2 separate regions of the Homo sapiens genome follow, and region 2 is linked to region 1. Evidence: read pairs that join two places in POLR2A ChIA-PET (ENCODE). Cell type or tissue: GM12878. All regions are shown on one strand. Links, peaks and the distances in the headings refer to the core of each region. The heading gives the core; the rest is flanking DNA. Region 1 overlaps SLC11A1 (solute carrier family 11 member 1). Region 2 holds the start of LOC124906179 (small nucleolar RNA U13).

What was found. ChIA-PET counts read pairs that join two places held together with the same protein. Peaks named below come from ENCODE experiments on the same cell type or tissue, not always from the same donor. Only the 100,000 strongest peaks of a DNase experiment are listed, where the experiment ranks them.
Region 2: POLR2A ChIA-PET joins it to region 1 with 19 read pairs; 19 of 35 experiments call an interaction of 5 or more read pairs at or near these places.

Annotation. Positions count from the first base shown.
Region 1 is chr2:218,394,936-218,397,832 of GRCh38, forward strand. It overlaps SLC11A1 (solute carrier family 11 member 1), which reads left to right. Exons shown (of 15, transcript NM_000578.4): 15 at 1-1,959. The coding sequence ends at 100. It also overlaps a transcript of CTDSP1 not described here. Among named protein-coding and RNA genes, the nearest start is that of CTDSP1, 3.5 kb to the right of the region's middle. RefSeq lists enhancers at 1-321, 1,491-1,620 and a silencer at 1,001-1,340. In GM12878, for the core only: a CTCF peak has its summit at 1,157 (motif pointing left); DNase peaks (open chromatin) are centred at 1,286 and 2,046; H3K4me3 peaks cover 1,849 bases; H3K27ac peaks cover 1,975 bases.
Region 2 is chr2:218,328,028-218,330,924 of GRCh38, forward strand. All of the region lies in intron 2 of PNKD (PNKD metallo-beta-lactamase domain containing), which reads left to right. The region is part of intron 2 of CATIP-AS2 (CATIP antisense RNA 2); the gene reads right to left. LOC124906179 (small nucleolar RNA U13) reads left to right here and starts at 553; the gene lies at 553-653. RefSeq lists enhancers at 1,608-1,817, 1,647-2,473, 2,558-2,607. In GM12878, for the core only: no CTCF peak of the experiment used is centred there; DNase peaks (open chromatin) are centred at 1,624, 2,064 and 2,534; H3K4me3 peaks cover 923 bases; H3K27ac peaks cover 1,979 bases.

The DNA.
Region 1 (2,897 bases), core at 205-2,704:
TTGCCTTGCCCACGGAGCCACCTTTCTGGCCCACAGCTCCCACCACCACTTCCTGTATGGGCTCCTTGAAGAGGACCAGAAAGGGGAGACCTCTGGCTAGGCCCACACCAGGGCCTGGCTGGGAGTGGCATGTATGACGTGACTGGCCTGCTGGATGTGGAGGGGGCGCGTGCAGGCAGCAGGATAGAGTGGGACAGTTCCTGAGACCAGCCAACCTGGGGGCTTTAGGGACCTGCTGTTTCCTAGCGCAGCCATGTGATTACCCTCTGGGTCTCAGTGTCCTCATCTGTAAAATGGAGACACCACCACCCTTGCCATGGAGGTTAAGCACTTTAACACAGTGTCTGGCACTTGGGACAAAAACAAACAAACGAAAAACATTTCAAAAGGTATTTATTGAGCACCTGCAGGCGTGACCTGACAGCCCAAGGGTGGGTGGGGTGAGGGCTTGAGGACTTGGGCGGGACACAGGCTCCAAACTGGAGCTTGAAATAGTGTCTGATGAATGTTAAATTATCTATCTATCTATTTATTTATTTATTTGAGACAGGGAAAGGGTCTCCCTCTGTTGCCAAGGCTGGAGTGCAGTGGCGCAATCTTAACTCATTGCAACCTCCACCTTCTGGGTTCAAGCGATTCTCTTTATTCAGCCCCGGGAGTGGCGCGCGCCACCACGCCCAGCTAATTTGTGTATTTTCAGCAGAGACGGGGTTTGCCATGCTGGCCAGGCTGGTCTCGAACTGCTGGATTCAAGTGATCCGCCCATCTCCGTCTCCCAAAGTGCTGGGAATTACAGGCGTGAGCCACCAAACCCGGCCTGATTAAAGTTAAATAAATACTAGTTCCCTTCTCGTCCAAAGGAGCAGGGAATGGGAACCGGGAAGGCACGAAGTCTCTAAAGCATCCAGAAGACCCCTACACCAGGGTCTGGTCCGCTCCTATTCGCCGCAGCCTTTCTGTTCCGCCTGCAACCCATTTTCCAGACAGTAAAACGGCGGCGCACTTCTTTCTCCGTCAGGCACCAGGTCATAAGGAACCCAAGAGTCTGTGCCTCTGAGGCCCAAATTATTTGCTGTTTCCTCAGGGGAGCCGGCGGCCGCGACTCCCACGCCGCGCCGTTACCGCTCCCTCTCTGCTGACTGCTCCCCCTAGGGGCAGAGACGGTCCCGACGCCCGCCATCCCGCCCCGGCCTCACCCCTCCCCGCCAGGCGGAACGACGCGGGGAGGCGGGCGCTCGGGGCTCGCGCCAGGGGCCCCAGAATCCTTCGGGGAGAGTGGGTGGGAGGAAGCTGTGTGGGCGGGGAGCCCCCTCTGCCTTAGGGAGCGGCTGGGCACCCATTCGCCCCATTCAGGGGCTGCACTTTATAGACGTTCCCTAGGCTGTTTCTAGGCTCCCCCAAGTCCCTCCTCCAGCCTCGTCGGGTCCCTCAGACCCCAGCCCAGGACCTGCGGAGGGCCGCAGCGAGGAGAGGCCAACAGGCCTTTCCCTAGAGTTGAACCTGGGCCGGGTGTTGCACCTGGAAGAACCCCCGATTTCCTGGGGACCCAGCAGGGCAGGCGGCCTGGCTCCGCGCTCAGGTCCGGACGCTTGTTTATGAGAAGAATTTCCTCTTTCTTAAAAGGGCAACGATGCGAGTGGGTCCCTCAAGGAGAGAAGAGATGGGACCGGTCTGGTGCGACCTGGGCAAGCGCTGCAGAGGGTACCTGGGCAAGAGGGCCGCCCGCCTCCTCTGGGTTTGGCACTGGAGAAGATGGGTCCATGCCAGCTGAAGGAGGAGATGGATGGGGGACGTTTAGCGAAGAAAGGCATCTCCCAGATCCTTTAGCCTCCTGGAAGTGCCCCCGTTGTACCCCCTACACACCCCTCTTGGCATTGAGTGCCAGTCCTCTGCCAGGCTCTGTGTTACAAGTTGGGGAGGGCGGCAAAGTCCCGAATTAAAGATGTCAGTTCTCAAGGACCCCACACTCCAGCGGCGGGAGACAGCTGTGCAAACAAGTCCCTGTGGCAGGATGCGGTGAAGGGCGCTGCCCGTGACGCCAGCCAGGGAAGGGGACTGAATCTTGCTGAAGGGGGGGTCGGCGGTAGGGGGGAGTGTTGACAGGACAGCCCAGGAGGAATGAGAGTGCCAGGAGCATGGGGGCACGTGTGTGCACATCTGCCAAGACCTGAAGCTTTCTGGGGACGTCTTAGATCTTGTGGGGCAGGACGGGGGACGGCAGAGTAATGGGCAGGTTGGTCAAGAAGACACGGAGACCCGGCTAAAGGGCTACCCAGGACCTGGGCAAAGGGCTAGTGATGAGGTCGCGCCAAGGTCAGTCATTTGGACACTGGAAGGCGTCTACTTAGAGCTGCCCCCATTCCCCCCATAGTAGCTCTGGTTCTTCCAGCCTGGCCTCAAATCGACCCTCCAGGAAGAGGGGTGCAGAGTTGCTCTTCTGGAAGCTCCCTTTAGGCCTCCCAGGGAGGGCGTGGTCGCACTTGGCACTCCCCAAGAGCCTGCTGAATGCACCCCGACTTTGTGCACGGCTCCCCGCCTCCCCCTGGGTTGGGCTTTTACCAGCCCTGTTTGGCAGATGGGGAAACTGAGGGACTGTGTTGGAAGAGACGCTTCCAAATCCACAGGTGCCAGACAGCACCTTGCTGAATCCCGTTCCTGCCCCTCCCCGTTTCTGACTTGTGGCCCCCATGATTTTATTTTTCCTGGGGTGCGAATGATAAAACAGACAAAAAATAGAGTGCATAAAGCGACCTCCACCTGTAGAGACAGAGGGCAGCTGGGTGTAGACAACCCCTACAGTGAGGACACTCGAAGGACCCCCCTCCCCCCACGCAATCCTGGCCTCTCGCTCACTCCGTAACTAACTACCCGCCCCAGGCGTGGGGAGATAAGTCCAG
Region 2 (2,897 bases), core at 115-2,614, 67 kb before region 1:
CTCCGGCGAGTTCCCACCTCTCTCATGAAGTCCAAGTCCATTCGAAGAGTGGCTTCAGGGCCCTCTGTGACCTGCCCATCCTTACCACATCTTTTAGCACCCTTCAGCCTGTTCCTCTGTCTCAGCCACAGCTGGTGGCCTCTCCACGGTGCTTCAGTCCTAGCTGAGAGGTCTGGGCTAATTCTGTTTCTGCCGGTCGTAATCCCAGGCCTCAAATACACCAAGACAACCCTACCATCAGGCCTTTCTGTGGCTCCACATGGCTTGCTGCCTCACTTCCTTCAGGTCTCTGCTCAAATTTTGCCTTATTTGAGAGCCCTGCCCTGACCACCTCACATAAAAATAGCACCACCCTCACCCCTGCACCCTGTCCCCTCTCTGGCTTTATGTTCACCCTAGTTCACATCACCATGGGACACACTAAATGTTGATTGTTTTTCTCCCCCAACCAGAATATGGCTACACAGGGGGAGAAACTTTGTTCAAGACTGTATCCCAGATTCCAGAACAGTGCCTGGCACCTAGGTGGCCCTTACTAAATGCCTCTGAATGATCCTTTTGTAATTCCTAAGTATGACTGGGTTTTCACACACATAGGTAAGATGCACCTCCCTCAAACCTTGTGATGATGTCAGCACGGTATCCGTCTGATGTGAAAGAAAAAAAGTTTCTGAATGAATGCATGCGTGCATGAATAAATGAATGAAAAGCTTGGCTCAGGTGCCCTTTTCTCCATGAAGCCTGCCCGGCCTCCTCAGTCAAAATGAACCTCTGTCTCCAGACCGCCCCCAGCACTGTCTTCCCTCTTCGAGCTTCCCGTGCGCATTCTTGCTTGTACTGGAGTTAGGTGTTCACGGACCGGCCTTCCTGACTGCTCTGTGTTCCTAAGGGGCCTTGGGGCCGGGCACAGTGGCTCACACCTGTAATCCCAGCACTTTGGGAGGCCAAGGCAGGTGGATTTCTTGAGGCCGAGAGTTTGAGACCAGCCTGGTCAACATGGCGAAACCCCATCTCTACTAAAAGATACAAAAATTAACTGGGCATGGTCACGCACCCCTGTAATCCCAGCTACTCAGGAGGCCGAGGCAGGAGAATCGCTTCAAACTGGGAGGCAGAGGTTGCAGTGAGTGGAGATCGCGCCACTGCACTCCAGCCTGGATGACAGAGCAAGACTCTGTGTCAAAACAAACAATCAAGCAAAAACTAAGGGGCCTTGGAGCAGACCCGGCTCCACTAGAACCCTGTGTCCTTGGTGGCCCTCTGGGACCCTCAGGCCTAGCTCAGGGAGCATGATCGAATCAGGAAGGCCTGGGATTGCGATGAGCGAGGAGAGAAGGGGAAAGCCACAAGAAACAAACCAAAACTAAACAAAGCCCAGAGCCCTTGGCGGGCAGGTGGCCTGGGATTACACACATGGAGACAGAACTAGCCAAGGCCTCCCAGCCAGGGCTGAGACCATGGAGAGGCCACCAGCTCTTACTGTGCTTCTGGTCCTAGCCAAGAGCCCTCAGCAGCCCCTCCCCTTCCGTCAGTGACAGATGGGCGTCCTCTGGAGAGGGCTGTGAAGTCTGGGGAAGAACCTGTCCTGGGATGGGCAGGGCGATGGCAGACCCTGACCTGGGGATCTCCTCTTTTGACCACGGAGCAGCCCTGTCCCTCTCCTGTGCATGCGGAAGTCCCCACGCCCCCAGGCATGCTGGCAACTTCGGGGAAACCCTTACCCTCAAGGGCTTTTTAGCTGTTTTGTTATCTTCTTCAGTTTCCTCAGTTTTGAGAATGCACAAAACATGGAGCTGCTCTCTGCATTCCTGAGGGGCCTCTAAGCAGACCTCGGGTCCCATAGAACACTGTGTCCTGGTGGCCCTCCAGGTCCCTCAGCTCTCAGACAGGCACTTTCAGTTCTGTTTCATTAGGAGTGCCCTGTCGTTGGTGAGATGCAGAGCCTGGGCAGTCTGGGTCCTGAGGACATGAAGGGAGAAACCAGAACAGTCCCCGGCCAGGCCCCACCAGCCTGAGCTTGCCTGTTGGGTCCCAGTGGAGTCTGGGGCCTTGTGGGATCGGGGGGACATTTAAGGGGTGTAGGAGGAAGGGAGGAGTCAAGGCAGGTGACCCTGGCAATAGGGGCTTTCCAGATCATTCTGTGGGAGGCAGAGCCCCTGTTATGCTGCTCCCCTGCCTTCCACCCTCCTTCCTACTCCCCCTGGCCTGAGGCCGGCCCTGGGCCTAGCTGGGACAGAGGCTTGAAAACCTTCAGGCTTCTCTCAGGGCTGCCCAGGATGGTGAAATGGCCCCACGGAGGAGAGAAGAGCTTCATTGTGTGTTTTCCACTGTGTGCCAGAGGGAGGGGCGTCTGGGGGGGCAGTGGCTCACTGTCCCCAGCTGTCCCACATTGCCTCCCACGGGGCTGGAGGCTCACATTCAGATACCAGAGACACCAACTGCTGGCTCACTGAGGCAAGGAGTGGAAGGTGCACTTTGACCCTACACTGGAGGTGCTGGTGCTGTCTGCAGCTGTAACCCCACAGGGAGGGTCCCTTGGGGCAGCTGCCACTTGCCCAGGCTGGCTGCTCCCCATCTTGCAGAATGGTTTTTCTGCCTCCCACCTAAGTCCCAGAGGACCAATTGGGAAATTTTATTTTCTTTTTGGTGAGGTGATGATGGGTAGTTCCTGTCCCCAGAACTGCTGAATCAAAATCTAGGAAGAGGGAGGAGGAGAAGAAGGTCAGAATCTTTTTGTTTAACCAGCACCCCCAGATCATTCTAATATAGGTGGGCCAAGGCCCATCTTAGAGAAGCACTGTCCTGGATCCCAGCTTGCTGACTGTGCCTGGGAAGCCCATGGAGAGAGCGTGAACCCACATCTGGGCCTAGGGCATCAGTATTTTCTTGTGAGTCAC